Linked DNA regions of Mus musculus: all the other regions are linked to region 3. The links are chromatin loops, found by intact Hi-C in ENCODE. Cell type or tissue: left cerebral cortex. All regions are shown on one strand. Region 1 holds the start of Gm31495 (a long non-coding RNA gene). Region 2 has its middle 100 kb from the start of Gm31431. Region 3 holds the start of Mir99a (microRNA 99a). Region 4 holds the start of 9430053O09Rik (a long non-coding RNA gene).

Region 1 (8,000 bases), 560 kb after region 3:
CTCTCTCATGGATTCCTGGAAACATAGTAAAAGTAAATTGCTTCTCAAACAGGCACTGATATAATTTCTCTATACACATGACAAATAATTGACTTTTACTACAAAAAATCATAGAGCTAAATTTGCAGATATCTTATTTCTCCAGCCATTGGACATATCTTACTGTTCCCATTTCTGAAGTGTTATAATTCATGTTTTGGTTTGGTTTGGTTTGGGTTTTTTTTTTTTTTTATGATCCTGAATCTGTGAAAGTTTATTTCTCTCAGGGTAATTGAGCCTCATTTTCTAAAGTCTTGACATCACAATCCCACCTCCCCTAGCCTAACACCCACCAACAGTTTGGAAGTTTCATCTTTCCACATTTAACTTTGATGGGTGTAATTTACTTCTCTCTTACTTAAATAAAATTAATTTAAAATGATACCCATAAAAGTGTGTAATAAATGTTTCCCTCTGACTTTCGGAGGGGCTCTGTGTTCTGGCTTGCAGAACCTCCCTGGCTGGGTTTTGTACATTTACTTAGCCCCTGCCCCCCTTAGCTTCAAGGCCTCCAGATGACCAAATCTATCTACTTCTGCATGAAAATGTATTTACAATTTCTGATTTCAGTAATAAAACAGCTTTGGAGCAAAGTCATAAGTGGGTTTATGACTTAGGATGGCCTCCTCCTATAATTTTGACATTGAAAAGCCATAAGATAAGCAGCAATTTTAATCTATTCACGACTTGTAACCTACCTCAGTTAATCAAGGAAAAGAAAAGTAAACATTCCAATATTAACTGTTTGCTGTAATATATGGATATTCCTACCCCAGAATTGTCTGTTGAGTTCACATTAATTCTATTTGTTTGAAATGTTCCTGTAAAAGCAGTCTTAGAGTATAGGTCTGGCTTCACTCATCAAAAAAAAAAAAAAAAGTGATACATTTTTTTCTTCTCTTCTTTATTTTTCATATTAAATAAATATTGAGCATCAACTGGTCTAAATATTTCTTGAAGAACTTCTATACTTCTAATTAAACCCCAAACATGCTTTTTCTCTTTTTAGATAAAAAAGGAAACCCTCATTTATTAATGCCCTGCATCTAAACTTAGCCAGAAGAAATGCGGCACCGTAAGGCAAGTTAAACACATCTGAACTCCCCTCAGCTGCCCGCAGCTTGACCTGTGTTTCCTACTCACCAATCCTGCTGCTCTTCTCAGGGCCAAGGATGTTCCGTTTCCTTTGTATCCCTTTCAGAAGTAATTGGTGTGTTCAAAACTTTTCCACATGACTCAGACTTTCTCCCCTTTGCTTTCAACTCCATGCGATAGTCAACATTCACTCTGTAGAACGTCAACCCAGAGTTCATACCAGGTGTACGGACTTCTATTTGTTTTATATTTCTATTCCAGTGGATAATAATTCCTCTGGGTTTCTATTTTGTCAAACAAAATATTTCTTTCCACCTCTGGATGCATTCAAATCAGGCTTAATGAATCTTACTCCCTCATTTAAGGTTTTAGGAAATAACTATTATTTAGCAAGTGATAATTATGGAGACAATTGCTACAATAAATCATCCTAAATTATTTCACTAACAAAAGGGCTTTCTAGGTTAATAATGTAAAATTTTTACTATACTAAATTGCTTCCTGATTATTCTACTACTATTTAAACAACATATATCAGTGAGACCATAGATGCTATTTTATATTTCTCCAACTTGTTAACATAATAATTATATGGGAAAATAGAAATACACGCTATTTTTCCTGAATCCTCAAATGAAACTTTCTATCTATAAAAACAAACTTATCTTATTACATACTCGTTATAATTATCTTAGAAGTTCCTACAAATAAAAGGAGCCTTATTATAGCCAAAAAGATTTTTTATAAATATGAAATTTGGTCTCAGTGTAGAAGGAAAATTTTATAGTGATATAAAGTTAAGAAAATACAACTGTTTCTTTGAAAAACATCACTTAATGGAAAATGTTTAGTTCAGTCTAATAAAATTGTCATTTTAAAGATAATTTCTGACTACACATTTACTTATCAGCTCATTTCCAGATGTTAAAAGCAGAATGTAAACTATTGTTTGTCCACTTATCACTGTCCATAGTTTTCAAGGGTTTTCTTTGAGGATAATTTACATGTGGAGCTAATATTTTAAGTTTTACTCAAATAACCATTGGTCACAATGATTCGTCAATGTAACTAAAATCTTGGAATCAAATTATGACCAAGATAAGCTCCAGACCTTGCAATCATCATGCCGACTGGAAAGAGGGCAGTGAGATCCCTTTTTTAACTGAAAACACAACATAATAAAGAAAAGAATGTAAACTAAATCCCAAATGTAACTGTATGACCAAAAGAAGTATTTGCATGTAAAAATGTGTTGCCAGAGTAAGGCAGATGTGGAGAAGCCTCTATGGAACACACAGAATGAGACTATCTGAAAGTTGGTATATTCTCCTGGAAAATCTTTTAATCTATCATTGATTAATTATTAAATACATAGAAATGTATGCCCAGTTGATAAGTTTCTGGTTGGTGAATTTAATACTTGGAAAACTAAGTTCAGTCCTGCAAATGAAGAATTAATTTTTCTTTCTACTCAACAAAAGTTTGTCAACACAAACATCATGGCCTCTGTCTCCTCTGACCTGGGGCATTTCTATAAGAACTACTCTGTTGTATTATTATTCAGATTCCATGAGATGATCTCAGGAACCTTGAGAGACTTAAAACATGGCAGGTTAGCTGGGGAGTCATATAGATATGCTATTAAAGCAAAGAGTGCTGACATCTGTACCATTTCTTGTACATAATAATAAGACTTTAATGAGTTTTGTTAAAAGAAAGAAATGCCTGGAAAAAAATTCCCTCTATCGGGTTAGCCTTCAAGAATTTCCCGACAGACTGAATTATTTTCACAAAATTAAAACCAATATCAGATCCTGTTTATTAAAATCACTCCCTCAATGTCCGACTATTCTTTTCCTTTGACATTTTTAAATGCTCGTCTTGTCTTCCTTTGTGTTTTTAGATGAATTCGTGTGCAGTACATTGATCAAAAGAAAGCGCTGCAAGAGAGCTTGCCAGGCTGGGGAAGGCAGTGAGCACTGAATTCACTGTTCAGCATCTAGTAACACAAGAGGCATGTGGATAATAGTTAGAGATCTAGCACACCTTAGTGGAAGCAATTATAACTACAACTGCTTCAAACACATTTCCACTTCAATTCCATTGTTTCAATGAAATTTCTTTGTACCTAAATAAAGGGATATTGGTTCGGCTTGAGCTCCTCTTAATTATGTATGCTTCCTTCCACTGAATCCTCACAGGAATTATGCAATGAGAGGAAACCTGATCATGAATTTCAAAACCAAAAGGCCTCCTCTCTTTTCAGAATATGCATGATGTTTTCATAGAGCTCCCCTGAAGCTACTGTACCAGAGACAATTGCATTTCATCTGGCATCACGGTAAAATATAAAGTATAAAGTATCACACACCCCGTGCACCCCATCAAACTACTAGTGTATTCTTGAACCACAAAGGTGTATCAGATCAGCTTTTCAAAGACTTCAAACACTTCTGTTTGCAAGTCAGTCTATGTATTCTGCTGGTGGGGTCATTTAGGCCATACGACTAAAATGTCATGGAGAAAGCAGAAAAGACATCACAAACATCTATCCTGTTATCCAGAGAGGCTTGGGAATGCTTGGTTTGCATCCTGTTCCATGGCTCTGTTACACAGTTGAGATGGGTAAGCATTACTCTCTGAAGACATTTTCCTCTCTGAAACTGGTATTGGAAGGGTAACATGTTTAGAGCTGGACCCTAATGGAAGACAAGCAAGACAATTGTCACTGAAAGAACACTATGGAGGTGGTGTGCTCCTATCTCCTCCTACCACATGAAGATGCAGCAAAATGGCTCTTACTGAACCACACATGTTGACACGCTGATCTTGAATGTCTCAGTCAACAAATTTGTGAGAACTACACTTCTGTTCTTCATCAACTATCCAGTTTGACTCTGTAGAAATTGCTTTTTGTTTGACGACTTTCTAAGTTATCAACCAAAAGAATTTGGTGGGGAAATACAACCTCTGCTTACTTTCCCATATGCACAAGTGCTGGCCAATGCCTGTGGTGTGAAGGAGTAGTCAACCAATCATCCATAGGCTCAGCTGTCAGAGCCGCTGGAGAGAAGTTCCTATACTCCCTACATCCCTGGAACTTGATCTAGGCAACAGTGACAGGAATGCAGCCAAGAATTGGTTGTAGTGACTGACACACTCTAGTAGGAAAAGTAGAACCGGTCTCAACTCCTTTTATGGTGTACCTGTTGGCACTTCAAAAGAAATATGTCAAAACACATTACACACACAAACTCACACACCACAAACACACATGCATACAAACATACACAACTGCAAACTCACACACGCATATGCATACAAACACACACCCACACATCTATAAACATATACACAGCACACACACACGCACACATACGAACACACGCACACATACATACAAATGGGCGCACACATAGAAACACACACAATAAACTATAAAATTACATCTCCTTTATCTACTCAGAGAGGAAATTCTCACTCAGCATTTTGTATTGTTTTGTTCAGTTCTACTCCTGTCTTATTTTGATCTTCCTTGTATATTAATCAGGATTCACTAGAGGACAGAGTCTGCAGAGTTTGTAGGATGAATATATACTTACTATATCAGCTTACATTGAAATAATAATACAGTTGTTACACCTGGGATTCTGAAAACCTAGTAGTTGCTAAGTCCTTGATACTCAGTACCTCAGCAGTTGGAGCACTCCCACAGTCTCACACCGCAGAGACCAACAACCCAACAGTTGGTTAGTCCATGAAGCAGTCCCAGTGTGGTGAGGAAACATGGAAGTTCCCTGGAGAGCTGCCAGTCCTTAGTCAACAATGGAAGCCTGGAAACTCTGGTGCTGATACCATTGAAGGAATGAGCAGAAACAACACAGAAGGCCAATCTCTCAAAGGAAGGATAATCTTTCTACCATGCCCTTTTTATCTGGGTGCTAGCAGAACATGCTGCCCCTCACTCAGGATGAGTCCTCTCACATCAATTAAGGCAATCAGGACAAATCTTCAGTTGAGGATCCCTATTCAGATTATTCCAGTTCATGGCAGTTGCCATGAAAACCAACCATCACTACTCCTCACTGAAGTTCTCATAGCATCATCCGGGATCTTTCCTATCTTACAACCTTTATTTTTCCGATCCCTGCATTTTTTTTTATGAATTACCAACCCCATTGTCCTTACTAATTTTTACATGCTCAGTTTATCCTGTATCTTAGAGCCTTCCTTTACTATCCTAGAGGAGGACGTAGTTTTTAATTTCCAACCATTTACTCTACTGTTTTCAAATATCTAGTTTGTTTCTAGAGGAGTTGTTATTGCTGGAGTCTTTTTCTCTTATAAGTGGCAGTGGCAATTAAAATTACTAGGGAATGTGTCTCAATAGGAAAACCCTTTCATAAAAGGGTATAAAACTGGACAGGTATCCAACCCAAAGGTGTAAATTGCAATGCAGAAAGAAATGCAATCGATCTGGTAGTATGGCTGCTCTAAAAATCAAACTCTTTGTTGATGCAATTTCAAGGATATCAAAATGGTTTAAATATTAGGCAAAATTTAGAAGTCTAGTTTTAAAATTGACCAATTGTCTCCAAATGGAGACAAATAAATGAGATAAAGTAAGTTCAAGACTTCAAAAGTCTGAAGATGTTCTTTGTAGTATAGAGGCAATCCTAGAATTCACATAGATATGTGAAAGATGCTGACTAGTCAAAAACAAACAAACAAACAAACAAACAAACAAACAAACAAAAACCTCTAAGCAGAATGGCCAGTACTACAGGTATCATAATATCAGATTCCAAATTAATATACAGAGTCATACCAGCAAAATCATCGTGCTGCCAGCATAAAAATAGATGTACAGATAAGTAGAATTAAAAAACAGTGTACTGGCTGGTTTTGTGTGTCACCTCCACACAAGCTGGAGTTATCACAGAGAAAGGAGCCTCCCTTGAGGAAATGCCTCCATGAGATCAGCTGTAAGGCATTTTCTCAATTTGTGATCAAGGCAGGAGGGCCCAACCCATTGTGAGTGGTGCTATCCCTGGCCCAGTAGTCCTGGGTTCTATAAGAAAGCAAGCTAAGCAAGCCAGGGGAAGCAAGCCTGTAAGAAACATCCTTCCATGGCCTCTGTATCAGCTCCTACTTCCTGACCTACTTGAGTTCCAAACCTGACTTCCTTTGGTGACAAACAGCAATGTAGAAGTGTAAGCTGAATAAACCCTTTCCTCCCCAACTTGCTTCTTGGTCATGTTGTTTTGTACAGGAATAGAAATCCTGACTAAGATGAATAGAGAGCCCAGAAATAAGCTTATGCAGCTACAGTGGCATTATTCTCAACAAACCTTCCAGGAACATACGTTGGAAAAGAGACAGCCTCCTCAACAAATGGTGTTGTAGAAACTGTATATTCGCATACAGTACAATGTAATTACATCCCTATCTCTCACCTTGATTAAAATAGAATCAATTCAAATTACACTGAGGGCCTTAAGTAAGGTCTGAGACCGCTAGAGAAAAACACTGCAATGTATGAACATAGACTGAAACTTCCTGTAAGGCAGTCGGTTGGCTCAAGAAACAACATTCGTTGACGAATAGGAAAGCAGCAAGTTGAAATGTGTTCAGCATACGAATCAATCACCAGAGTAAAGAATAACCCTACATAATGGAAGAGAAATTTTTCTAGCTATGCATCTGAGAGGGAAATAATAACCAAGACATATAAAAAAACTAATAATAATAATAAGCACCAAAATAATAAATAATTGGATCAATAAGTGGGTGAAATAACTAACAAATAAATGTATAAATATACAGGAAATGTTCTTAAAAGTACATCTTTAGTCATCAGAAAAATAAAAATTAAATTTATACTGAAATCCCCTTTCATTCCAGTCAAAACAGCTACCATTCAGGAAAAAAACAAATACAAAAACAAACAAAGAAAAGAAACTGGCAAGGATGCAGGGAAGGAAACCCTTAGCACTGTAGCAGAAGGCAAAGTAGTGCTTCTATTGTAGAAATCATTATAAAGATCTCTTATAAACTATTATATTAGACTAGAATAGGTCTTCTATGCTTATAATTAAGATATAATCAGCTTACTATAGAGATAGATGAACACCTATGTGTATCATTACTATTGACAATTTCCAGTTCATGAATCAACCTATCAGCATATGATCAAAGAAAATATGATTAATTCTAGAGTCGTATTCGTCCATAAAGAAGAAAATGATTTCTCTTGTTTGAATATGGATGGCTCATCATAGTAAACAAAATAAACAAGATTTACAAAAATAGATATATGTTTTCTCTCGTTCTCATGTGTATGGAAATTAAGGATGAAGGAAACAGGACATTCAAGTCAAAAAGTATATCTATTACTCTTCTATTGCTGTGATAACATAGCATCATCAAAAGCAACTTAAGGAAGAAAGGGTTTATTTTAGCTTGTGGTTCCAGAGGTAGAGTCCAGAGGCAGGGCAAAAGGAACAGGAAGCTAGCTGGTCATGTTACATCTATATGCAGGAAGTAGAGAAGCACAGAACAAGAAGTGTGTCAAGGCTATAAACCCTTACTGCTCACCCCAGTAATAAACTTCACCTTCAACCAGCAAGGCTCCACCTTTTAAAAAGTTCATAAACTCCCTACACAATGACATAACTAGGTAACACATGTTCAAATACATGAGCCTAGAAGGGACATTTCTTATTTAAACCACCATAATCGGTGAGTGTTAGAGATGGGGAAGAAGCTAAAGATGGAGAGGGTAGATAATGACATCTAAGGATGATGATCAAAGTGTAGTACATTCCTGCTCAGTCTACAGTGTGTAGTTGTAATACCACAGTCAG
Region 2 (8,000 bases), 390 kb after region 3:
TGTGTGTGTGTGTGTATTTGTGTGTGTGTGTGTATTTGTGTGTATGTGTGTGTGTGTGTATGTGTGTATGTGTGTGTGTATGTGTGTGTATGTGTGTGTGTATTTGTGTGTGTGTGTATTTGTGTGTATGTGTGTGTGTATGTGTGTATGTGTGTGTGTGTATATGTGTGTGTATTTGTGTGTGTGTATTTGTGTGTGTGTGTGTATGTGTGTGTGTATTTGTGTGTGTGTATTTGTGTGTGTGTGTATGTGTGTGTGTGTGTGTATATATATATATATATTTATATTTATATATATACATATATATTTACCATATCCTCACATTCATTCTTCAATTTGTTTCTATAAATCTATGACATAAAACAAATGAAACATTATCACTATTTTTTTCAAAGCATTGTGTGATTTTTTCCAATGGCATTCAAACTGGGGATCTAGTTCCAATTGTTTCCACACGCAGTCTAGAGTTGTCTCTCTTCTGGGCCATGCCAAAATGGGGACCACCCTTGCAACATGTCACCATGAAGATCTTTCCAGTTCAAATATAAGTGCTTTAGATAAGAGTAAAACGAACAGACTGAGGCATCGGCTATCATGATGGGGCAAAATCTGAGAGTCCAGTGCTCAAAATCAAAGCTCTGAAGTCCAAGATCATATTCAATAGAAGTTTATCTCCAAAACTTAGATTGTCTTCTCACCTAAATGACGTAACAGTCCTAAATAATAATAATTTAGGCCTAGTCATGTTTCATTTGGTTAGTATAACAAAACTGCTGGACAGAAAGGCTTTCTTAAAAATCTGTACAACACCCCTCCAGTCATCTTAGTAACTTCCAGATGTTATGTTTTCATTCAGCACTATTTGAGACTTCCTACTGAAAACAAACAAACAAACAAAAAACAACAAAAAAAAAAAAAAACAAAAAAACAAAAGCAGTCCAGGTCCAGACTCTTAGGTACATTTACCACATTTATCCTACCTGTTATAGCCTGCAGTTGGGAACAGAAATAATAGCTAGAAAAAGAAATCATTTCAGCTTCGAAGAATCATAAAATTTCATGTTGAACTTAAAAACGTATCTCAAAAAGTCAGGATGAGCTCAGCAGAGCAAGCGTGGTGCTGGCTTCCTTTCCTTTCCTTCTTCTCTTTCATGATTTTTCTTTCTTTCTTTGAGAAGTGGTGGGGACGGGGGTTGTTTTGCACTGTATTGGGTCAGCTGACACGTTGAGTATTCACATCGGATATTTTTAAACCCCTTTCTTATTTCAGTTGCTTTTATGCAACTAATTTAGATGTGTCCTTAAATTAGGTTTTCTTTAACTCTTGAAAGGGTTTGGCTTTCATTCCTTACATGGAACAATAGTTCCTCTTGGGCAAGAGTGCCAGCTACATTTATTATCTGTCCCATTCCCGGTGGGCATTGCAGTCTCTTCTTAGAAAAGTTAGTCATGTGGATTTTTTTTTTCGATTGGGGAAAGGATAGCAAGCTTTAGTAACCATCTTTGATTTGTGCGAGGACTAGGCTGTTTTGGTTTTTTTTTTTTTCTTTTTCCATGCTTCCCATTTTCTTATTTTAGACTTCTGTAGATGCTTCAGTCTTTATCCATAACAGTCAAGAATGAGCCTATCTTTGGAATGCTCTAAGAGCTAGAGACACATTTAGCCTGTTAATGCTGCAGATTTGGCCCAATTCCATTTAGGCTAATTACACCCTGTTCTTCAAAAAATATCTCTTTGCACTTTCATTGGGTGATGAAAAAGATCGGTTTTTTTTCTTTCTTTTTTTCTTTTTCAACCTCCTTTTCTGAGCTAGAGCTCAATCGTCAAAAGCCCAGCATGGATCCATCTGAAGTTGCCTAAGGATAAATTCCCCAAGTGTGGGAGAAACCGAAAGAACACAGCCATTCCCAAAACCAGTACTCAGAGAAAAATATATGACGGTCTGGATGCAAAAGCCAGCCCTTCACTTTTAAAAGAGACGCTTCTTTGTCCAGGGAGAGGGACGGCATGCTTAAGGATCCACACTAAATGCCATCCCAGAGTGTGAGGAGTTCCCCGGAAACGCATTGTCTCTTTCTTGTTCAAAAATGAAAAACATCGAAAAGTAATCCAAAAAAAAAAAAAAAAATCGAGATCCTACAGTTCCTAACCTCCTTTTGGATACTACATGTATGTTGTATAGTCCCACCTGGTCCAGCATGCTAAAGACTTTAGTGAAATGCAAACATCTTACTGTAGTGTCTCCTTTTAGCTGCAATGTTTGTATCAAGTGCTTCTGGCGTTTGTGCCGATTGTATCAAAGTGAAGTTGGCCTCTGTTATCCTAGCCTCCTTTCAGAAGTTGCTATAATGCTTGTCTATGCAAGATTTTCTTGATGTTAACACATGGGAAATTTGCTTTGGGCTCTGCTGACTTGACGGTTAAACATTTTTTCTTATGATGAAGTTGCTTGTTTTAAAACCAAATGATGTCATGCAACTAAAACAAAACGGAATTATACTAATTATGATCCAGAGTGACAGGTTTATAAGGAATCATACTTTATGTCTGTCCTTGGAATGTGCAGTCATTATCTATCAAGTATTCACATGTATACTGGGATTTTTTTACACTGAGACTCCACACTTAACCACACACCAACAAAACGCAGCATCAGGGATGAATAGATTCATTCTGCTGGTCTGCGACTAGAAAGTTCCCATGATAAGGACTTTATTTTCTTTGAGAGTGAGATAAAAGAATCTATCTAACTTTATGATTCATGAACTTAGATCGGTTCACAGGGCCTTTGCTGTTGCTGCTAAACTTTCACGTTCTCTCTTGCAAGCTTTGTATAAGTGTAAAATTGCATTCACATCTTCAGAAAGAGCCTTGGAAGGGATGAAGCAGAAGAGAAGCAGATTTTTCCCCCAAATATCAGTAATAATAAAGTCTCCTAGAATATAGTTCTAGGTGACAAAGAAGAAGGGAGACATTGTGAAACACCCTGAACTTCAGTTCACAGTAAGCTTTTACATATAGAGAAGATGAGAAATTGAGGGAAAAAAAAATTACTAAGTTTCAAGAAGTCCCCGAAAGTGGTAACAGTGATCTTGCCCTTAGGAAAACAAGGAAGATAATCTATTTATCAAAAAGAGAAAGAAAGGAATGGTGGCTGAATCATAACCAGACTCTCTAGTGGACGATACTTTGTTTGAGACATTGTTGTTGTTGTTGTTGTTTTAAGTATAATTTTGTATGTTTACTAAAACCTAACTCTTTATCTTTGGTCACTGTGAAACCTTCTCTGGATTGCAAAAGAAATCCTGGTAAGTCTTTAAGTCTTTCTCTAAGAAGGCATCTGTAACAAATAATAAAGATACTTCCATTTAAGGAAAGAACAGTTTGGATGTCTTTATATAAAATGTTACCACCTTCAGACTATGTGACCAAACTAAAACTGTACTTAAAGAATGAGATCAAGGTAAAAGTCACATGTTAAAAAGTTAGCCTTAAGTCCCATTAAAAAAATATTTGAAGGAGCCAAGAAAAGGGGGGGAGGGCAGATTTTTTTTCAGATGTATAGCAAAGTCATAAAATGTCCTGGGCCAAGAAGTTAAGAGTGAGTGTGAATTATTGCAAGCAATACACCCTACAAACAACAGTAGGAATTTGAGCGGCACTATCATTTAGCTGCTGTCTCCTTCCTCAGTTTACTCCTGTTTGTAAAAAGTAATTGCCAATTCTTCTGAAATGCCATAACTTTACTTTCACGGAAAAATGATGAGGGAAACGAAAGTAGTCAGGTGGGGTAGGAGTCCCATCTCAGTGGGTGTCACCGAAGATCTATAAAAAGAGAGTGTCTACTAAGTCCAAAGCCACAAGAGAGTCTTACGAAAAATAAGTTACAGACTGGAGAGATGGCTTAAAGGTCAACACCACTGTCTGATTATCCAGAGGGTTCAAGCTCAATTGCAAACATGCGCAAGATGGTTCATCAGTTTCAGTGGATGCAATGCCCTCTTCTGGCCAGTGGTGGAACTGCACCCATATGTTGCACAGACACTCATGGAGACAAAAACACACAAATGAACTATCCAGAGTGCTTTTTAAAATACACTATTTGACCAAGATATAGATTGTCTCCCTCTTCTTCTCATGCTAGTAAATGTATGGCATCACACCGATGCTGAAATTCAAAGGACAAATGAAATACCCGGAAACCAGTGCATTCTTCTGCAGGGTGAACAAAGACATTTAAAATTAACATCTCCAGAACATCACCATTTGCTAGATGATGTAGCCATTAAGCATTTTGTGCTTGTATTAATTATTCGACACTGTCTCCTAAAATGCTCATGATTGCTGGGTGTAAGGAAAAATAAAATATTTAAAATAAATATCAGCAGAGCTTAACATTACAGTCAGTCAGTTGATACTTTCACCAATTTCCTAGGTTTGACTATGTCTTTTACCTCATTTAACCTGGTAATAAATAGAAATTAAACAGTATTGCCATTTATGACTTATAAAGCTGTCTGTCATAACTGATGAAATTACTCCAAATTCTAACTTTACCCAAAGGATGTACTTGCATGAAAATTGGCTTGAGTACCTTGGCTTAAACTTCAGCTTTTGCAATAGCTGTAAATTTTATCCATCTGAATGTTTAAAAGTCAGAATATGTTCATAAATAAGCAAAAATTTTAGTATATGACACTCCCTGGAAACAGAAACCAGATGAGTTTTGTGAGAGCAGGGTTTCTCAATTACACACAGCTGAGTTCAAGCCAACCCACTTGGTTAGCTGTGTTCTTAATTAAAGGTGTGTCTTTACTGGCGTTCTTCCAGTCTACCTACTTGGCGGAGGTAGTGTCTTTGGGAAGCCTAGAAAAAGCCTTGACACAGAAAGCTCTCTATGCTTGTGCAAGATGATTTTATCCTGTGATTCTCTGACGTACAAAACTCGAGAGGGGCTTTGGTAGTAGTAAAAAGTAAAACTTCATGAAGAGCCCATAAACATACAAACATACAAAGTGAATGAGAAAGCCACAAAGCTGGCATTTTAGGCAGTGCCGTTCATATTTGGATAGGAACATACAAATAATAAAGAGAACTGCCTACGGTCTCAGAATTCTGGGAGGTTGAGACAAGATAATTGGCTTGAGTTTGAGATCAACCTAGGCTATAGAGCGAATCCCCATCTCAAAAACAAAAAAGCTAAAATTTTAAAAATAATTAAAAATATAAACAAAAGAATCAAAGTCTCAGGAAAATGGCAAGCTAAAGCAGAAAATAATGAATATTTTTAATTAATAAACCATGTAGATTGATGGGAAGTTAGCAGGGTCTTCTCAGACGTTAGTTACCCTCCAGGAGACTAGTCAGTTTTACTAGTATGGGTTTTAACACAGGTGTGTGACCTTAGTATTCAAGGGGTGGACGCAGGAGGATAAGGACTTGTAATCGGATACATAGCAAACCTGAAAGCAACCTGAGATATATACAAGACTGTGTGTCAAAGGAAAATGAAATAGATATAGGAGAAAAAATCCCTATATACAATTAAGCTATCAATTTTCAGAGGATGATCAACTGCTAAGGTTTGATTGCCGCATCCATGCTGAAATCCTGAGATTTAAGTGTTATGGCAACCATATTAGAAGGTGAGGCTTTTAAGGGTTCATTAGGTCATGAGGGATATGACTGAATTAACAGAACCCTGAGAGTGGGTCACCTAAAAGAGCGTGGCTTGGCTTGCAGCTCGTGTGCTCACTTGTTCTTCTTCATTTCACCATGAGATGAAAAAAAGCACAAAATCCTTCACTGGATACGAGCACCAAGCTCTTGGTTCTTCAAACTCCAGCACTGTGAAAAACACATTATTGCTTTCTTTGCACATTACTCAGTATGGACATCCTATATGAGTAGTAGAAAGCAGACCAAGTCAGGGTGGAAGCCAGTTTTCTGTTGGGGGGGGTCAAAATAATTGAGAACAATAATTAAAAAGAAGAACTTCTTCTGGCTCAAAATTTGGGGAGATTCGATCCTTGCTCAGTTGGTGAGTCCCATTGTCTCTGGGTCTGTGACATGACAGTGCATCTTGACAGGACCCTGAGGTGCAGCAGGGTTGAGGGATGGCGGGGTAGGAAGGAAGGAAGAAGGAAGGAAGGGAGGGAGCAGAGAAGGAAGGAAGGAAGGAAGGAAGGAAGGAAGGAAGGAGAGAAGGAAGGAGGGAGGGAGAGAGAGAAAGAAAAGAAAGAAAGAAAGAAAGAAAGAAAGAAGGAAGGAAGGAAGGAAGGAAGGAAGGAGAGAAGGAAGGAGGAAGGGAGAGAGAGAAAGAAAAGAAAAGAAAGAAAGAAAGAAAGAAAGAAAGAAGGAAGGAAGGAGGGAGGGAGGGAGAGAGAAAGAAAAGAAAGAAAGAAAGAAAGAAAGAAAGAAAGAAAGAAAGAAAGAAAGAAAGAAGGAAGGAAGGAAGGAGGGAGGGAGAGAGAGAAAGAAAAGAAAGAAAGAAAGAAAGAAAGAAAGAAAGAAAGAAAAGAGGAAGGAAGGAAGGAGAGAAGGAAGGAGGGAGGGAGAGAGAGAAAGAAAAGAAAGAAAGAAAGAAAGAAAGAAGGAAGGAAGGAGGGAGGGAGAGAGAGAAAAGAAAGAAAGAAAGAAAGAAAGAAAGAAGGAAGGAGAGAAGGAAGGAGGGAGAGAGAGAGAAAGAAAAGAAAGAAAGAAAGAAAGAAAGAAAGAAAGAAAGAAAGAAACAGAAAGGACGGAAAGAAGAAAGAAAGAAAGAAAGAAAGAAAGAAAGAAAGAAAGAAAGAAAGAAAGAAAGAAAGAAAGAAAGAAAGAAAGAAAGAAAGAAAGAAAGACATGTGGATGGATGGAAAGGAAGGAGTTTTGGGGGAAAGCAAGAAAGTTGAGTTAAGAAACCAGAGTTGAACAAACAAATTTTAAGGCAAGCCTTTAAAGGAACAATTTTTGTTGAGCTAATTTCTGTTCCCTAGAGCCCATCACACAAATGTTCCACCATCTCCAAATAACACCATGAGCTGAATTTGAGCCATTGCATTAGGAGAACCTTTAAGGCTCAAACTGCAGCAGATAGTGACTAACCAGTGTCACGTTCATGGCAGATATGACACTTCTGTTGTCTTTGCTTCCTTGAAACAACGCTTTGAAGAAGAAAGAAAAAAACTGACATTAGCATTTTCTGATGACTCCGTTTGTGTCACCATATAAGGTGTCTCGTTTTCAACACACCGTCCTCCTCACACAGAGGGAGCGAGGAGTGCTGAGTAGTCTAGCAGGCAGAAGGCACACTGTGCAGAACTTCTTGAGAACATCAATATCTGGTAGAGCAAGAAATGACCACTGCTGTACCTGGAACCTTCTAATATGTTGAATAAGAAGATCTATATTTTTCCTGGAGTAAAATATAATAACTATTGCATTTATCACTCTTGGCATGCAGTGCTACAGCCCAGCTACCTGCTTCAAGAAGCCCCACAATGGCCGTCCGGGCCTGAGCCAGGACTGTGACACTGAAACGGACCCAGAATGTGTGCCAGCTGTTTGCATTTTAATTTATTTCAGATATAGTCAAGTTGACAAAGAATATAGTCATCATAGGTAGTGTCCCAAATTGTAACCATGAACCCCAAAAGATGTCATCTGGATCTTATTTTGACCTTCCTCTGTTTCCTAGAAACTGACTAATTTGCAGAGGGATCCTGCCACTTGGTGTTCTGCAGGACATGTGGGCGATGGCACGTTCCACTGGCAGGCCACCATCATGGTCTCAAATGACAGTCCTTACAAAGGAGACATTTTCTTTCTTTCTGACCATCCTCCTTAGCAAGGCCTTGCAAATGACTTCCTTTGCCAAAGTCCTTTGGCATTGTTCCCAACACAGTAAAATGCAGAAGGAGCAGAATGTGTAGGCCCTGCTGTCTTGATTCAGAGTCTCACGCTAATATTCTGAATTCCTGTTTTCTTCCCAGTAAACGGAGACTTCTCAGGTACTTAGAAA
Region 3 (8,000 bases):
CTAGGAGAAAAACAATCGCAAACTTCAGCACATGTTTAAGGTCAAGTTCTACTGTGTAGAACTTCGTGCAGTTTTCAATTACAGACAGGCCGGATTTTGTGATGTTTCCCATATGGGCATGTGATATTCACCCCTTACTGCTCCTAAAGTGACCTCGTGAATAAGATAATAACCTTTAAATCCATTGATGGGATGTTTCCGAGTTCTGACTTTCACAAATAATGTTTAGGCAAGTCGTGTTTTAACTATCAAATAATATTTAATATATGTGCATTCCTGGAGAGGGACATGGATCCATTACTCAGATAAGGCAATGAACATAATTCTAGACTTACTACAAACATAAGTGACTTTAATATACAATCACTACAAATTTTTCAATCATGTATGAAAATGTAGGTCTTCTGCATTGTCCTCTGAATTTTGACTTATATGTTAACGATGCTTGCTCTGCTACTTGGCTTAACATTCTGCTTAAGGGAATATTTAAAGATTGAATTCACTCCACTCTTGTTAGGAAGTATGGAAATGTTTGTACATGGGAAAAAAATCTCATTGCATGCTAGAATGGAAATTCACCAGGGAGGGGGAAGCTGTTCATTTTATTGCCTAAGAGCTGTTGATATGCTCCCTGAATCTTTCAAAGGCATCTTTCATGCCACACAGGCAACCCGCAGCCAGTCAGAGAACAGAAAGAACACTTCTCACATGTGTCAATCTCCGAAAACTTGCATAGCAGCTGTGCTAGGTAGTGATGGGGATTATCGCAAGACCCAATTGCAGGGGTTTGCCTGCTGGAAGAGACACCCCATCCTCTCAAGGGACCACTTTGTTGGAGATGGTAGCAATAATGCATCTCTGTTGCTAGTGGATATTGTGGCCATGTAGCACAAAATTGGTGCTAGATAAAAATCAGAAAGTAATAAAAATGCAAAAAGGAAAACTGGGAGGTTTGGTTTTGTTTCAAAGTCTTAAAGTGGGAGAATAAAACAAATGTGCTAGGCTTGTTGCGTTTACAAAAAAAAAAAAAAAAGAAAGAAAGACAAGAAAACAGATATGCCTTTAATGACGAAAACTCGCAGGGCAGGGCATTCAGTCTTCCGGTTTGAGAACCATTCGGGTGCGTTGAGAAACAAAGTTGCAAAGTAAGCATGTTCAGACCTTTATTTGCTAATTTTTTGTAGGAAAGATCTCTCTCTCTCTCTCTCTCTCTCTCTCTCTCTCTCTCTCTCTCTCTCTCTCTCTCTCTCACCCTCCCTCCCTCTCCCTCCTTCTCTCCCTCTCCCCCTCCCCTCCCTCTCCCTCTCTCCTATGAGCCAGAGTTTTCTGTGCAAATGAAACAGGCGTTGTAAGAATGAGATTCACTTTGGACCACTCTTCACATTCCAAGTCATGACTGCGTTAAGCAGCACAATCCCATCTCTGGTTGATGGGCAGAAAAAGTGGGCAGCTTGCCAGGTAGACGTTTCCATGACTCCCAGCCCCCAAAGGTGATGCGTTTTTCAGCTAATTCAATGAAGAGTGGGCTGAACTTTGGGTCTAAACGAGACAATAGCTGCCTTCGCAGTATCAGCAGAATGGTTGATGGGAATGCCTCACTCTACATTTGGCAGAGAATCATGTGACCTGACGACTGAGATTTTGTGATGGTGCCAACGGAGACTTGGAAGCAGCAAACGGCCCTGACTTTTTTCTTCTTTTCTAGCAAGGATCAGAAAATGGTGGATCTTAAGACTTGACTTTAGCCAGTCTCAGCAAGCAACTGAGCTTTGAAGCACAACCTCGTCTTTATTCTGGGCTTTTGGCAGGCCACCAGGAGGCTGTCCCTTTCACGCCTGATAAATTCGGCTGCTTATCTCTAAAGAGAGAGAGAAAAGGAAAATAATAACAGAATATTGAGGCATAACAAGTGAATCCTAAATTGTATGTGCTTTTTTTCTTTTGTTTTCTTTTCTTTCTTTCTTTTTTTTACCTTTCCTGACTGCTGTTTTGTTTTGTTTTTTAATTTTTATGTTAATATCTTTTCTTTTTCCTTTTTTTTTTCTTCTTTTGGTTACTGAAGAATTCAAGTAGTTTGGGTTATTTATGTATGTATGTATTTGGTTTATAATGAACAGGCATTTGAACTGGTCGGACAGGACGACAGAGCAGTGAGCATGAGATCATTGCAGCCGAGTAGCAAACTGGCACCCAGCCTTTTCACCCCTTCGGTTCGGGAGACGAACGTGTGCAGTCCTCGTTTCTCAAGTCAGCCTGGAAGGATTCCGGGACTCTCCCACCTTCTACCATTCTGCTGCCAGTCGGTGGCAACGATTGGTGCAGATTCTGCGCAGTGCTTTGTGCCTGGAATATGGAGAAGGAAGAGAATGAAGACAAGCCCTCTGGACCTCCTTCTCTGAGAAATACCGGGAGCCCAGAAGAAACAGAAAAAAAAAAAATCCAAAACAAAAACAAAAAACCAAACCAAACAAAAACCCTGAGCTTCTCAGTATTCGCCAGAGTGCTGAAAAATACTGATAATGATGCGGAATGCCTGCGTGAAAACAAAAACAAACCAAAAATGCAAACCGAGACAAACCCAAAAAAGCAAACTTTGGTTTGTCTAACTCCTGAGACATCGGGCTTCGTTAAGCAGCTTGGAAGGCAACACAAATCTATGACCCTTCTTTCTTTTATTTATTTATTTTTGTTATTATTTCAAAAAACAATGGCCTAAGAGCAGTACATTGCACTTGGTGAACCCGCACTTTCATACCAGGTATAACTTTTTTTTTGTTTCTTTTTACGCTTTCTATTCCATAAATTAGACTCCTTGCAGTTTCAATTTGTTCTTATTAACTCATTACCCACTTTACACTTTTTTCTTTTGCTTTCTTACTCTAATCGTGATTAGCGTAGACACTAAACTGGAATAAGAAAACTCTCTATAGACATAAGCTCCTGCTTTGGTTGTTCACAGAAGTTTTAGGCAGACAGTAGTGTGTGTTATCTCTGATTTTTGTGTCCAGTAATATATTTTGTGGAGAAACGGGCTTGGGAATCAGTAGTAGTAAGGAAAGTAAAACCTTTTCTGTGACTCCTAATTTTAAATGCAAAAGAAGAAATTTCTCGAAGTTCTAAAAAGAGATCTTGCTTCAAAAATGCATCCATATAATGCTAAATAAAATTTCTTTTCATGCCGGTTTCAGTAGAGGAGAGATGGGAATAAACAGAGCGGATTCTCCGTTGCGAAGTAAAAAAAATAGCTTGTTCCTTAATAATTCTACTTCTAAAAATACAAGGAAAAAGAATTTGCCCTAGAGCAGTTGGGAAGCGTTGGAAGTTGCCCTTCACTGTTGTGGTGGGGAAAGTCTGTACAAACTTGCTTTCAAGTTCAGAGTTGCTTTGGCTCGGCAGGTGAATACATTGCATTCTAATTATTTTCTCTATTTGTAGAAGGAAATTGCTGAGCAAGTCAACGTCTTGTAACAAAATGCAGCTTTTCCTATTTTAGTGGTAGAGGGTTAAATGATATGCCCCCTTTAAAAACTTCTTTACTAAACAATGTTTCTAAACATGCAAGAAAATCTCTAAAAAGAAAAAAACGTTTTGAGATATGCAGTGTGTATCAATGAAGATTACAATGTTCATACTAAGAACTGGCATGATAATATTAGCTATGAGAAGAAAACTTTAGCATAATTGTTATGATTTTAAAATTATATTTCATGATATCATAAACATCAAGGATAAACAAAGAGAAATATTATACAGCTGGTTAATTCTGTCTTCTTTTCAGTTATATTATGAAAGGATTAACAGTTACCCAGACCTAATATAAAGATAATATTTGAAGCAATGTTTTATTGACTTTATCGGTTATTATTCACTAATTATTTGCAGAATAGCTCTTCTTCCTCCTTTGTTATTAGAAAGCCAACTTCCAAAGGCTTAATTAATATTGATAAACCTGTTTTCATGTTTCATGATTCTTTAGTTTAAAAAACATTATTTTGAATCTTATTTTAGGAGCCATTAATCTCCACACTCTTAATTATCTTATTAAGCTCCATGCCAAATCCAAAGCTCTTTTCAGCTTTCACCCCTTCATTGTGAAGAACCCAGTCGCTTCCGTAAGAGACACGTCCTTTCACTTTGAGAACTGTTCCCGGGAAAGCAACACCAACCAGAATGAACATGTAGCTGCAAACTGTGAAAGTATTTCTGTGTCATATGAGTATCCTGGGGTGGGGCCCTCAGACCCTGCCAAGCCTTAAGGAATAGACTTTTAAGGCTTTCCCCCATTTTGACATTGTCCTGTCTTCCCGGCCACCTCCTTCCTTTGCTCCCAATCTACACAGATGATCCCTGTAGGTGGCAGTTGTCTGATATTTTTCCTTTTGTGGTTGTTTTAGGGGAACACTTAAAGTGCATATGAGAAGAGAAGAGAATGACCACAGGAGAAAATCATCTCAGGTAAAACGAAAAGGCACAAATGTAGAGAGTAATTAATCTTAGAATATTAAAGAGAAAATGATTATGTCTGTGTTTGGTATAAGAAATGGTCCTTCCCTTTATGAAGCTACGTATTTGGGATTTTCACTGATGGTTTTCCTTCAAGAGTTTACAGTATTACTTGCCTTTGTCAACCTTTTGTTTGGTTTTGTGATCAATGCCCAGTGTCCATCATTCTGAGGACATATGTGTATGTTGATTTATACAATTCAGGTACAAGATGGTTGAATAGGAAGCTATTTAATGAAAAGGAAAATATGTTCTCAGTGGTTATACATTATAAAAGGAAGTAAAAATCTGATAGAAAAGTATAAGCTCATAGTTTATTTTTAATCTTTTCCATATATCTAGTAAGACAATAATGTCAAAGTATATTTTGTAGTAATAAAAGCTACAGCCAGTGTTTCCTCTTTCTTTTTTTTAAACATAAAATGTATAAATATATAAGGAAATACTTTTACTACAATTGGATGCATGATTGTTGATTATTTACTACAGTTTTAATAAGTAGGAGAATGATTTGAAAATAAATAATGGTGAAAATTTGTGTAGGCCAAATTATCTGTATTAAACTGGAGAAAATACATTCTATTTTTATTTATTTCAAAACATGCCAAATCATGAAGTAATTACTATGCAGTATTATTTTTCACAATGAAGATATAATTAAGAAAAGCTAAATCATTTTAGATATGAGTGCAATGATTAACGATTGTACAACTTATAATTTTGCTTCAGATGAGCTTAGAATCCTAAAAATGTACATGTAACTGGCTTCATGTGTGCTTACTGGCTTGCTTTCTTACAGTGTAGTAGCTGACAGAATTAAGAATCATTTATTTCATTTCAACCTGTTGAACAGAGGAATTATATGTAGCTGTGTATTTTGTTGAAAGGATATAGTTCTTGGGAAATAGATTTAAATGTGTTTTGTTGAAAGGGAATGTATGCTCCTTGGTGTGATATAAGCGACTACAAATATTCCAGAATAGCAGGAATAACACCGATCATGTCATTGATTTTAGGGTTTTTTGATACCATATCTTTTCCTCACTGCTGTAAAAGTTTAATTTCATCCCCACTGTAGGCACATGTCTGTACATCTAGAATTTGTGGGTTTTGTGTTCTTTACCTAGTCAACAAGACCTCATTTGTTTATAAAAAGCTATAATGTGACTAAATCTCAAAAATCATTAACTGAGTTTTATGTGAATAAATACAGTCACTCTAGTGCATATACAGTTTAATAACTTCCTTTTTAGTTGTAGACTTATCATACTATATCTGTGCCTCACAACAGTATAATTCATATGTACATATATTAGGTTCTCAATTAGGACATTTTAACAACAACGTTAAAATATTCACAGTTTAAAACAAAAGCAATCTTTAAAAAAGAAAAAATCAAGAAGAAAAGAGAGAAGTAAGAAAAGAAGAAAGGGAGGGAGAAAGAAAGAAAGAAAGAAAGAAAGAAAGAAAGAAAGAAAGAAAGAAAGAAAGAAAAGGAAAGAAGGAAGGAAGGAGAGAAGAAAGAAAGAAAGAAAGAAAGAAAGAAAGAAAGAAAGAAAAGAAAAAGGAAGAAAGGAAGAAAAAAAAGAAAGAAAAGAAGGAAGGAAGGAAGAAAGGGAGAGAGAGAGGAAGGAAGGAAGGAAGAAAGGGAGAGAGAGAGGAAGGAAGGAAGGAAGGAAGGAAGGAAGGAAGGAAGGAAGGAAGGAAGGATGGATTTGAAAACTACTTTTTAATCCTCATGCTTGTAACCCTATATTTAAGTCAGTGTATTTCTGAAGACCTTTACTGGGAATATGCATTCTGAGAGTCCAGCCTTTAAAATATTTACACTAAGATATTAATTTTATTTTTATCCCCTACTTCTTCTGTTAGATATTCAGAGCAAATGCTACGTTAGTAAAAGGTCCCTGTGAGACGATGCCCATTGACATAAACCCGTAGATCCGATCTTGTGGTGAAGTGGACCGCGCAAGCTCGTTTCTATGGGTCTGTGGCAGTGTGGTGATCTGACAAAGCACTATGTAAGTGTTGCTCACTCACATCTCAATACACTCCTGCTCACACTCCAGTCCTCTACACAACCTCGGAACAATAGCATTTCCATTGTTCTTCATGGATCTTTTAATCCTCTCATGTCTTACAAGGCAAGTTTTAATTGTTGACTTTCTGGAAGGATTTGTAGCAGAGCCATTCAAGGCTAAATACAAGTGCAATAAACTGCTTTCAAAAGGTTGGTGTTTTTAAATAGCTGGCTTTGAGCAAACTCTGCATAGCTGTTGTCATGAAACTTTGGCACACTTTTTCTTGATGGTTAATGTGTCTTATCTATTTCAACAACATAGTAAAGTCTATAACTAGATTATTATGTTACAGTTGAGCCAGTTTCTCTTCAAAATCAAGGCATTATTCTACTTTTAAATTTGCTCGCTGCTAATGGAAGTGTGGTCAAGGAGATGTTAGAAGACACTTCATGTGACCTATACTGTAAACTCACCAGATTAGGGTAGTCCTGTAAGCTACAACTGAAGTTGATTTGTAAACTGCTAGAATATTCTATCTACAACCTTGCCAAGCCCTTAGGTGTTTGGCCGCCATATTTGGAGGAGCGGACTGAAGATATGATAAGGAGTTTGAAGAAACATTGGAAGCTGTGTGCATCCGGGTTGAGGTAGTAGGTTGTATGGTTTAGAGTTACACCCTGGGAGTTAACTGTACAACCTTCTAGCTTTCCTTGGAGCACACTTGAGCCATCGAGGAATTCTCCATCTCTTTAATCTGACTGAGCCAATTTCTGTTCAAGAAAGTAATGTGTCATGAGTCCATGAGGCCTTAATGCATTACCTGATCATTCCAGACCTGATGGTTAGGATTCTGCTTGTGTCTACTTGTAAGCAATGACACAACGCTATTTCTCACGGGCTGTTATTTTGTGTTTACCAGTCTAAAGAACAAATGGGTAGTGAATTAAGTTGCATTAATATTGAAACTTTGGTTTCTTTCATCAATGGAATCACAAAATTTGGCATTTTCAAATAGATTATTGGTCCTTTTTAATTTCATACTTAGACACTACAGAAAGATGTTTAAATGTTAATAAATTTCATCATATATTGTCTGAGTTTTCTCATGACCCATCACTTTCTATCTTATGTTATACCTATAGATATGTTTACTTATATTTTCCACACTAGACTGTAAGCCCCTTGAGGGCAAAGTACACGTCTTATTTTTATTGTATTCTTTTAGTACTTATACATCTTAAACAGTAAATTTTTACAGGATCAATAAATGAGCTATAAGATTTCACTCTGTTAAGATTTTTTAAATTTGAAATTCCTTTATTGACCCAATTAAATTTTCATAACCTTAAGTTCCAGACTCTTTCTGAGTCAGTAAAATATTGATTTTTTTTACTGTTTTGATTTATTCTATATATACAATTTGAAATTTGGGAATACTTTCTCTCTGGAGTAAAGAGTAGAATGAAGTTACTGCTT
Region 4 (8,000 bases), 180 kb before region 3:
ATACGATGGGCTTGAATACAGAACCTAAAAATAATGAAAAATGATAAGACCCCTGTCAGGGATGCAAGTTTAACAACGATGTTCTGGGTTAAGATTATTTAAGGATGGTTTGCCACATGAATCTATAGGTAAAGCTTCTTGCCCTCAAGGCTGATGGCTTGATTTCAGTCTGTGGGTTCCACCAGGTGGAAGGAACCATTACCTTGAAGTTGCCCTCTGACTAGCACATACTTGCTATGGAATATGTGCTCATTGTACATATATGTGCACAAATGCACAAAGCAAAGAACAACAACAAAAAAAATCAATGCATTGAAATCATGACCTGAGGTCTTTTACCATGCTCTTTAGTGTGCAATCCTTAAAGTGTGTCCCACCTCTCTTTTATGTTTAGATTCACTCTGAATTTTAAGTGTTCTATGATGAAGAGCTCACACTAGTGTTTACTCTAACATGACTCTACCCTACACCCTCATACCATATACATCAATGTTAGAGGCTTATTTTTATTTATCTCCAATGTCCTCATACCAACATTTCCTCTGAGGAAAGACACCAGGATGTAAAGCATGATGGGAACAAATCTGTGGTTGTGATACCTCTGAATGGGAAACCTGGAACCAAGAGATTGGAAGGTAGAGAGGTGTAAGTGGATGGTTTCTATAAAGGAACTGTTAAAGGATGTGAGAGATTTGGTTCTGGAGAATTTACTGGGGAAAGGAATTCTGGCCGTATTCTTGGCATATGGCCAAGAATTCATTTGCAAGCTCTGAAATTAACCAATGCTCTCATATGCAAGAAAGAGCAAATAGACACCTATTTGGTCATCACCATTGAGAGTACCAGAGAAGACTTGGACATAACTTCTGATTAGTATCAATTATAAGCTACACTTGAAGAAAAAAAAATCAGTTACCTTTTTGCAAGAGAAAGGTTTCCTTAATAATAGTTTGAGCAAAAGCATTTCTGAATGGTGACTGAGTGAAAGCCTCCAAATATTTTGAAGAAATGATGAAATTTTGAAACAACATAAAGAATTATATTTTGTTGTACAGATAATTCTCAATACTCTCAGTTTTCAGGAAAGTCTTTCCAAAGAGTTTGTTGTACATGTATATTATCCTTCTTATACAGAAAAGGTGAATACCATGTAATAAAAAAAAAATTAATGCCAGGACAGGGAAGTGGGGGTGGGTGGGTTGGTGAGGAGGGGGAGGGGAGATGTGGCGGGGGGATGGGGGATGGGGTTTTTGGAGGGGAAACCAGGAAAGGGAACATTGAAACATTTGAAATCTAGATAAAGAAAATGTCTAATAAAAATTTTTTTAAAATAGCAAATATATTTCTAACATTGAATCTGGGTAAGATATCAGTTTAAATAGATTTGAAATTATTTGACAAACATTTGAGGAAATCGAAGACACAATGCTAGCTGAATTAGCTAATGTGAAAATAAGAAGATATGTCCATTTATAAAATAAGGGTGTGGGATGATGGGAGAAGCTGGTCCAAGGGAAACAGTATCAGGATAGCATATCCATGAGCATTGTACTAAAGCATGGTGACTATAGGTAATCATGAGGTGGCATAGGTTTGAAAATTGCTGAGGCTCTGCGTGATGAATGTGGTTACCACAGGACATGATAAGTATGCAAGGTAATGAATAAATTAACTAACTTTAGTCATCAAGTAGTATATTCACATATCAAAACATTACTTTATATGCCATATATATGGTATTATATATATTGCATATACATGTGTACATATTTTATATCTGTATTTATACTGTATGTTATACCATACACACACACTAGATAGATAGATGGATAGATAGATAGATAGATACACACACACAAACACACACACACACACACACACATACACATATATATATATATATATGTGTGTGTATGTATATATGCTTACTTTGTTAGTTATACATCTTTCTGAAACCAAGTAACAAAAGGAGTTTTTTGTGTATTCAATTATTAGGTTGGTACACTGTTGTTTATTTTGTACTTCAATAATTTACTTGTGAAGTTGACACTAATTTTCATATTTTAGAGTCATTTGACATGACGCTTCTGTTTTGTGTAAATGAAAGGCACAGTGGGTGTGTTTCTTTTGTTTGCTGAGATGATTTGCACATAAACACAGCTCACAGATGCAGCAATATTCATACTTTTGAGGGAAGAACTGAATACTCAGAATAAAGCCAATTTTGATAACAGCATGAAGCAGTATTTGCTCTAAGATTTCCTTTGTTAATTTCTAGGTAGGTTTTTTGGGGTGTGTTTAAATGTTCCTTTATACATTCTATTTAATGTAAAATCATATTCTCCTGATATAAGAGTGAATACAGAAAGAGAATTCTGTCCTCGGTTCGTACTGTTTCAAGGGGATGGTTCTCCTTTTACTGAGACTTCAATGATAAATCTACTTTTAAGTTTTTGTGAGAGCTGATATTTTATGTCATTTTAGGCATGCTTTCTTAGAGTGAGCATGTATGTTAATTAGAAAGAAAATAATTTATTGAGAGCTGTATCAAGTGCAGCCTTCTAAATGGTATGAGATTTTCCCAAGGATCCATATTGTCCTTGGACTTGGCTGTTGTATTACGCTTTAAATGGAATTGATTGTGTGGTTGTAATGAAAGTAATAGATTGATTTCTACCCAGGCTCACAAAGAGTAAATAGAAAAGCATTCCTGTCTTGACCTACATTCATAACCAGTGTGACTTGCTGGATTTAGACCCAAATCTTAGGAAAGACAACATGCACATGTAATGAAGACGGTTTGAAGTTTAAATTTTTAAAATAGTTTTTAATGATTTCTCTGGTTACCATTTTTGTATCAATTAGATCATAGTCACCCAAGAAGTATTTCTTTGCTTAAAACCTTTGCATAATTTCTCATGTAACTGGCATTCCTAAACTAGAGTCTTTATGAATATACTAAAATATTAGCATGAATTTTGAAACAGTAGTATCTACCTTAGTATCTGTAAGTTTGAATGCTATTTTAGTGATTTAAGCCTATGACATTTTTAAACTTTGGATTTATTGACTATTTTTATGACTAAGATATTTTGTTGGTGAAGTACAACATGAAATACTAGGAAACACACAGCATCACTGTGTTTTCACCATCGTGTTCGTGGTTTTTATGAAGAAGCATTCCTGCTGGATCTAGAATCATTGACTTCTTTACTGAATAATGAAATATTTGTTTGTAATAACACGCGCAGTATCTTTCTTTCATCTTTTCTTGATAATTTAGAAGATAAACACACACAAATATTACACACATACCACACACACACACACACATATATGTGTATATGTATATATATATGCTATCAGTTTGGACTTTGAAAGCCTGTGTCCTACATACCCTTCTATAATAAAACTTCAGGAAACAAAACAAAGAGTTTAATTTGAAAACATGTTTTTGTTATGAATGGAGGAATGGAAGATTAAAAGAACTTACAAACAACAACAACAACAACAACAACAAAAACCCAACCCCAACAATCCCTCTGTAAGGAGCAGTTGTTTCTCACACATTCTGTGACTCCTTTGGATTTGTTTTATGTTTGGGTAAAACACTTTAGTGTAATGATGCCTAAATGAGACAAAACAAAACAAAATAAAAACAAAATGCAACACATAAAAGTTGGAAACGACAAAGAGATAAAACCAAACCAAAAAAAAAAAAAAAAAAACAAACAAACAAACAAACCCCAAAAAACAAAAACCAAGGGACACATTTGACTCCTGGTGTTTCTGAGTCGGAGCTTCAAGCTCTTTCTATTCTTCCCAGCCCACTCGATTACCCTGCAGGTTGTGGCAGACAATTCCCAGGAAAAGCTTAGACACGGAGCCTGCTTGCTTCTTGACTCCATTTTAAACCTTTTGTTCACACCAGGGTGGCATTTTTTCACACCACATGTGGCAATTTTGACTCCTAGCCAACTTGTCTTACAAAATCAAAGTCTGCAGGGTTTCCCCACCCCCACCCCCTCTGTTCACAAGGAGCTTACTGAACTCTGACTGCTGGAGAGTCTTCCCTAGCTATTGGTGCAGAAGTTTATGGAAAAATGTTTTTCCAGAGAGAGAAAGGGAGAGAGGGGAAGAAGACAGGCAGAGTGAGAAATGTCCTGCCTTGAAACACTGCAGATGAATTCTTAGATAGAATAGATGTTAACTCTGCAAATATTACTTGTGAAAAAAAACACAGAGAGCTCTATGCTTATTAATTTTTAGCATTATGCTTAATGTTAATTATAAAATCAGGATAATTAAAGAAAACACTAAGGAGATGTAAATTCCAATATGATCATGTCATTTTAAAAAGCTGCCATGTAATAATAAAATGAAAATATCTGCGGGTACATATTGTCTTTACCCTGCATTTTACAATACTCACTAGGAGCGAATGGATGTTCCTTTTGTATATGATACTGAACATGCTGTGTTTGATACTATCTCTAGCCAGGAGTAAAAGAAAAGGTTCTTCTAGAACTGTATGCTGTGAACCCCATCAATGAAATAACTGCTCCTACTTCATCTTTTTAAAGAGAATTTTCTTTCATTCTTACTTGTTTCCTTTAAAGGGTGCCTCACTCATTCACATTTTGTAATGGCAAATTGCAAAACTATAGCTGAGAAATGATATAAAACGCACTCACCAGCAAGTAATGGAAGAAACAGTATTTTACCAAATTCAAAGGTTTGTGCAGAGGCTGTTCCTCTATTTCTAGGAGGGACATGAAGGAACACAAATCTCTGAGTATATGTGATGTTATAGATAACAAGGCAGATGCAACTGTATGTAGGTTTCCCCTGGGTAAGCTTACCCTGTTTTCTTTTTATTTATTTATACTAATAAGAACATTTAAAGATAGACATTAAAAACATTTCTTCAACATACATATTAATTCATTATCTGTGTAAGAATGTCAGTAGAAGGTGGTTGTTTTAGTCAACCCATGGGTGGTAATTGTATGACTGCTTAGTTTTTCTGCAGTAGCACAGTAATCATATGTTTTAATCGTAAGTGACAAATCACAAGGCAAAAGGGAAATCAGATATTGGAAGCCATAGTAAACATCTGTAAAGTATCAAATATCAAGACCAAAGAGACTTATTGCTTATTGATATGGCATGAAAATATACTAAAGTTTTTTGCTAAAACGTCGGCACAGAGGAACAAAGCCTTTGTAGTCAATGTGAGCTGCATGTTTTATTTATCAAAATAACAACACTATTGTGCAGTAAGGAAAGAAATATAGAACAGCTACATGTGAGGGCATGTATGCCTTTGCTCCCTTCACTCAGACAACATGTAAGTAAACTCACTGCATTTGAATTATTCACTGCAGGGTTTACAATAAGAAATTTATCTGGTAAATTGAAAAGACCTCAATTAAGAAGCATGCACAAACTCACACTCATACACAGTCATATACACACATGCATGCTATGGGTAACTGTAAAACAAGAGATAGTCCATCAGAGCTTAAGAGAGAGAGGGCAGCCTGGTTTCCAGCAGAAGATGACTAGCAGGCAGAACCTCGTAGCTTTCCCTTAACACAGGGCAGTTACTTCGGTTAACTTAGAAAAAGAATGGAAAATACAAAGCATGTGATTTCCAGGAATAGATAAACCCAGACTCACTGCTTAAAAATTAATTGCAGATGGGTTTATATTCCGAGTTTTTTTTTTATGGTGCCTGAATATTTATAAAGTACATGGTTTGCTTTTCAGTTAATTTAAAAACTGACCTTTGTACAAATAGAAAGGAAAGCATTTTTTTTTTTTGCATCTAGAAATAAAATGTACAGAGGTCAAATGAAACTATTTTCATTTAAGCTAGAACAAAGAAGCTAAAGGAAACAAAATATCTGGTCAAACATGTACCTGTGTTCAACCCTCACAGAATGCTAACCAGAATCTAAACAAACAAAACAAAACAGAACAGAAAAAAACAAAAACACCCTCGTAAATCATTTGACCCTAGGAACTTTAAAGGAAGGAAAAATATTATCTAAGGTATAGTAAGTTTATAAAATAATAGTTACCTACTTTTGCAGCCAAAAATAAACGTGTGCTGAAAAATATGATTGTTGCATGTGCATCCCAAAGAGAATAAAAATCCATCTAACTCCTCTTTCTTCATTGGTAGAGGGAAGAAGCAGCTTTGATTGCTTTTAGGTTTCTTCCTTTCCACCCTTGCTGCCTAGTCCCTCTTCTCGCCAGTGTATCTTTATGTTAGGAGAAACAGAACACAATCCCAAGACAGACATATTCAAAATAAACACTTCCGGGGCCAGAGAGTAACAGGCTTGCTGCTTTTCTTTCTAGCTTCTTTTAATATGAGTTTATACGTTCTGCCACAAAATTCAACTTGTAAGTAATCCTGTGGTACTTCAGCCTAGATGAAAAGAATGCTCATTGTGAATTATATTTCATCTGTCACAATAACCTTTTTTATTCTGCCCTGGACCTCCCCCTTGCCTTTGGCAATTAGAGAAAATATGTATGCCTTTAAGTATGAAGTACTCGTTTCTTCAAATCCAACCAAACCACTCCTGATGACAGTCACAGACAGACAGTGCTTTCAAATCACCATGCTGGGGAGATGCACCCAAGACATCCTCAAGCTACCCAGTTTCACAAGGACACGGTGAAATTGGGCATTCGGGAATGAGCAGGTGCCATAAGTCTCATTAACATCAGCTGCTGGTGAGCAGCAAGGAAATTTTAGTTATATTTAAAAATTGAAATGCAAAAACCTTCTAGTTACTTTTTTAGTTAAATCGTGCCCGGAGACAGATATTATCAGTAATATTTACTTCAATATATTAAATCATAATGATTTTATTTGTCATTTGTACTTTCCTAAGCACAAAATAAGTTATGTGCTTTTAAGTATATTTCAACACTTCCAATTAATATTTTTGCTGATGTTTAAAGAAGGAGAGAAAGCAAAGAAAACACATTCCTTTCAGATAGAGTTTAGCAGACACTGTCATTCAGTTTAAAAATCAATGTGTTTATCCGGTTTACTTACTCTTATAAATTCACTGAAATCACCTTGAGAGGCTCAAGTTCACCTTTCTGGATTTAAGCCTGTTAAATAACAGACACCATCAAGTCGTCCCCGTAAAAGGATAACTTAGATGCTCGGCTTTATAGGGTGTAGTAAAAGTTAGCACACTTCTACCTACAAAGCTACAAAAAAGACCTTAAGACAGCTACAAAGGAAAACAGAGGACAGGAGAAAAAAAAGTTCCGTTTTCACAGCAAAACAAAAATCCCTGCTTGTACAGTATCCCAGGCAGTCTCCAGAACAGCTGGATAAAGGCATACGAATAATTTAAGCCAACACAAAATTCATCAAGTATGAAGAAAGAAAGAAGGAGAAAAAAAAAAAAACCAACTTGAGACTAAAATGAAAACCTTTTGGCCCACAGCACAGGTTGGGCACAAAAGTGCTGGCTAAGCTATCTATTTCACACATGCAACGACAGAAGGTTCGATATTCATTCGATCGATGAGTGAAAAGGCACAATGGCAAAATCAGACAGACTTCTTTTCAAATACAGATCTCCAATGTCCCCCTCCAGTCTGCAGCTGCACGGCTGGTGGTGTGGCTCAGACGGAGCAAGGGTTACATCAAGGCTGCTCTCTGGACCGTGCAAACAGTCTAGACCAATGACCTGCAGCATCATGCCCTTTGAAGAAGAGGCAAGTTCGGTCATGATGAAGAAGAATCGAGGCGTACCCCCTTTTAACAATAGGGAGCAGCTCGAGGCTGCAAAGAGGTAAGCAGGGTAAGAAGAAAACAGCATCTGCTTCCATGGTTACAGGCCAACTATGAGAACCTCGCTTTTCAAGGGAGTCTGTTCTCAGGCTCCCTTGTGGGGTGTGCTGTGCATTGTAAGAGAAGGCAGGTTCAGCTGAAATCGCAGAGTTATTTCAGAGTAAAATGA

The links. Hi-C counts contacts between places; a loop is a spot of excess contacts. Peaks named below come from ENCODE experiments on the same cell type or tissue, not always from the same donor. Only the 100,000 strongest peaks of a DNase experiment are listed, where the experiment ranks them.
Region 1: a loop joins it to region 3, with 5 times the contacts of the local background. A loop is called at or near these places in 4 of 42 quality-filtered maps.
Region 2: a loop joins it to region 3, with 2.4 times the contacts of the local background. A loop is called at or near these places in 2 of 42 quality-filtered maps.
Region 4: a loop joins it to region 3, with 6 times the contacts of the local background. A loop is called at or near these places in 7 of 42 quality-filtered maps.

Annotation. Positions count from the first base shown.
Region 1 is chr16:78,153,589-78,161,588 of GRCm38, forward strand. Gm31495 (a long non-coding RNA gene) reads right to left here and starts at 1,352. Exons shown (of 3, transcript XR_876180.1): 1 at 1,183-1,352. In left cerebral cortex, a CTCF peak has its summit at 3,185; DNase peaks (open chromatin) are centred at 3,132 and 6,184; H3K4me3 peaks cover 502 bases.
Region 2 is chr16:77,985,333-77,993,332 of GRCm38, forward strand. No RefSeq gene overlaps it. Among named protein-coding and RNA genes, the nearest start is that of Gm31431, 100 kb to the right of the region's middle. In left cerebral cortex, a CTCF peak has its summit at 4,016 (motif pointing left); DNase peaks (open chromatin) are centred at 1,285, 1,749, 2,296 and 2,660; H3K4me3 peaks cover 1,358 bases; H3K27ac peaks cover 806 bases.
Region 3 is chr16:77,592,505-77,600,504 of GRCm38, forward strand. It overlaps Mir99a (microRNA 99a), which reads left to right and starts at 6,432; the gene lies at 6,432-6,496. It overlaps Mirlet7c-1 (microRNA let7c-1), which reads left to right and starts at 7,153; the gene lies at 7,153-7,246. In left cerebral cortex, CTCF peaks have their summits at 1,786 (motif pointing right) and 4,329; DNase peaks (open chromatin) are centred at 675, 1,102, 1,609, 2,274 and 6 more places; H3K4me3 peaks cover 4,576 bases; H3K27ac peaks cover 5,409 bases.
Region 4 is chr16:77,414,021-77,422,020 of GRCm38, forward strand. All of the region lies in intron 2 of Mir99ahg (Mir99a and Mirlet7c-1 host gene (non-protein coding)), which reads left to right. It overlaps 9430053O09Rik (a long non-coding RNA gene), which reads right to left and starts at 6,362. Exons shown (of 4, transcript XR_003951960.1): 1 at 6,091-6,362; 2 at 1-24. In left cerebral cortex, a CTCF peak has its summit at 3,856; DNase peaks (open chromatin) are centred at 3,917, 4,729, 5,301, 6,322 and 2 more places; H3K4me3 peaks cover 4,337 bases; H3K27ac peaks cover 4,893 bases.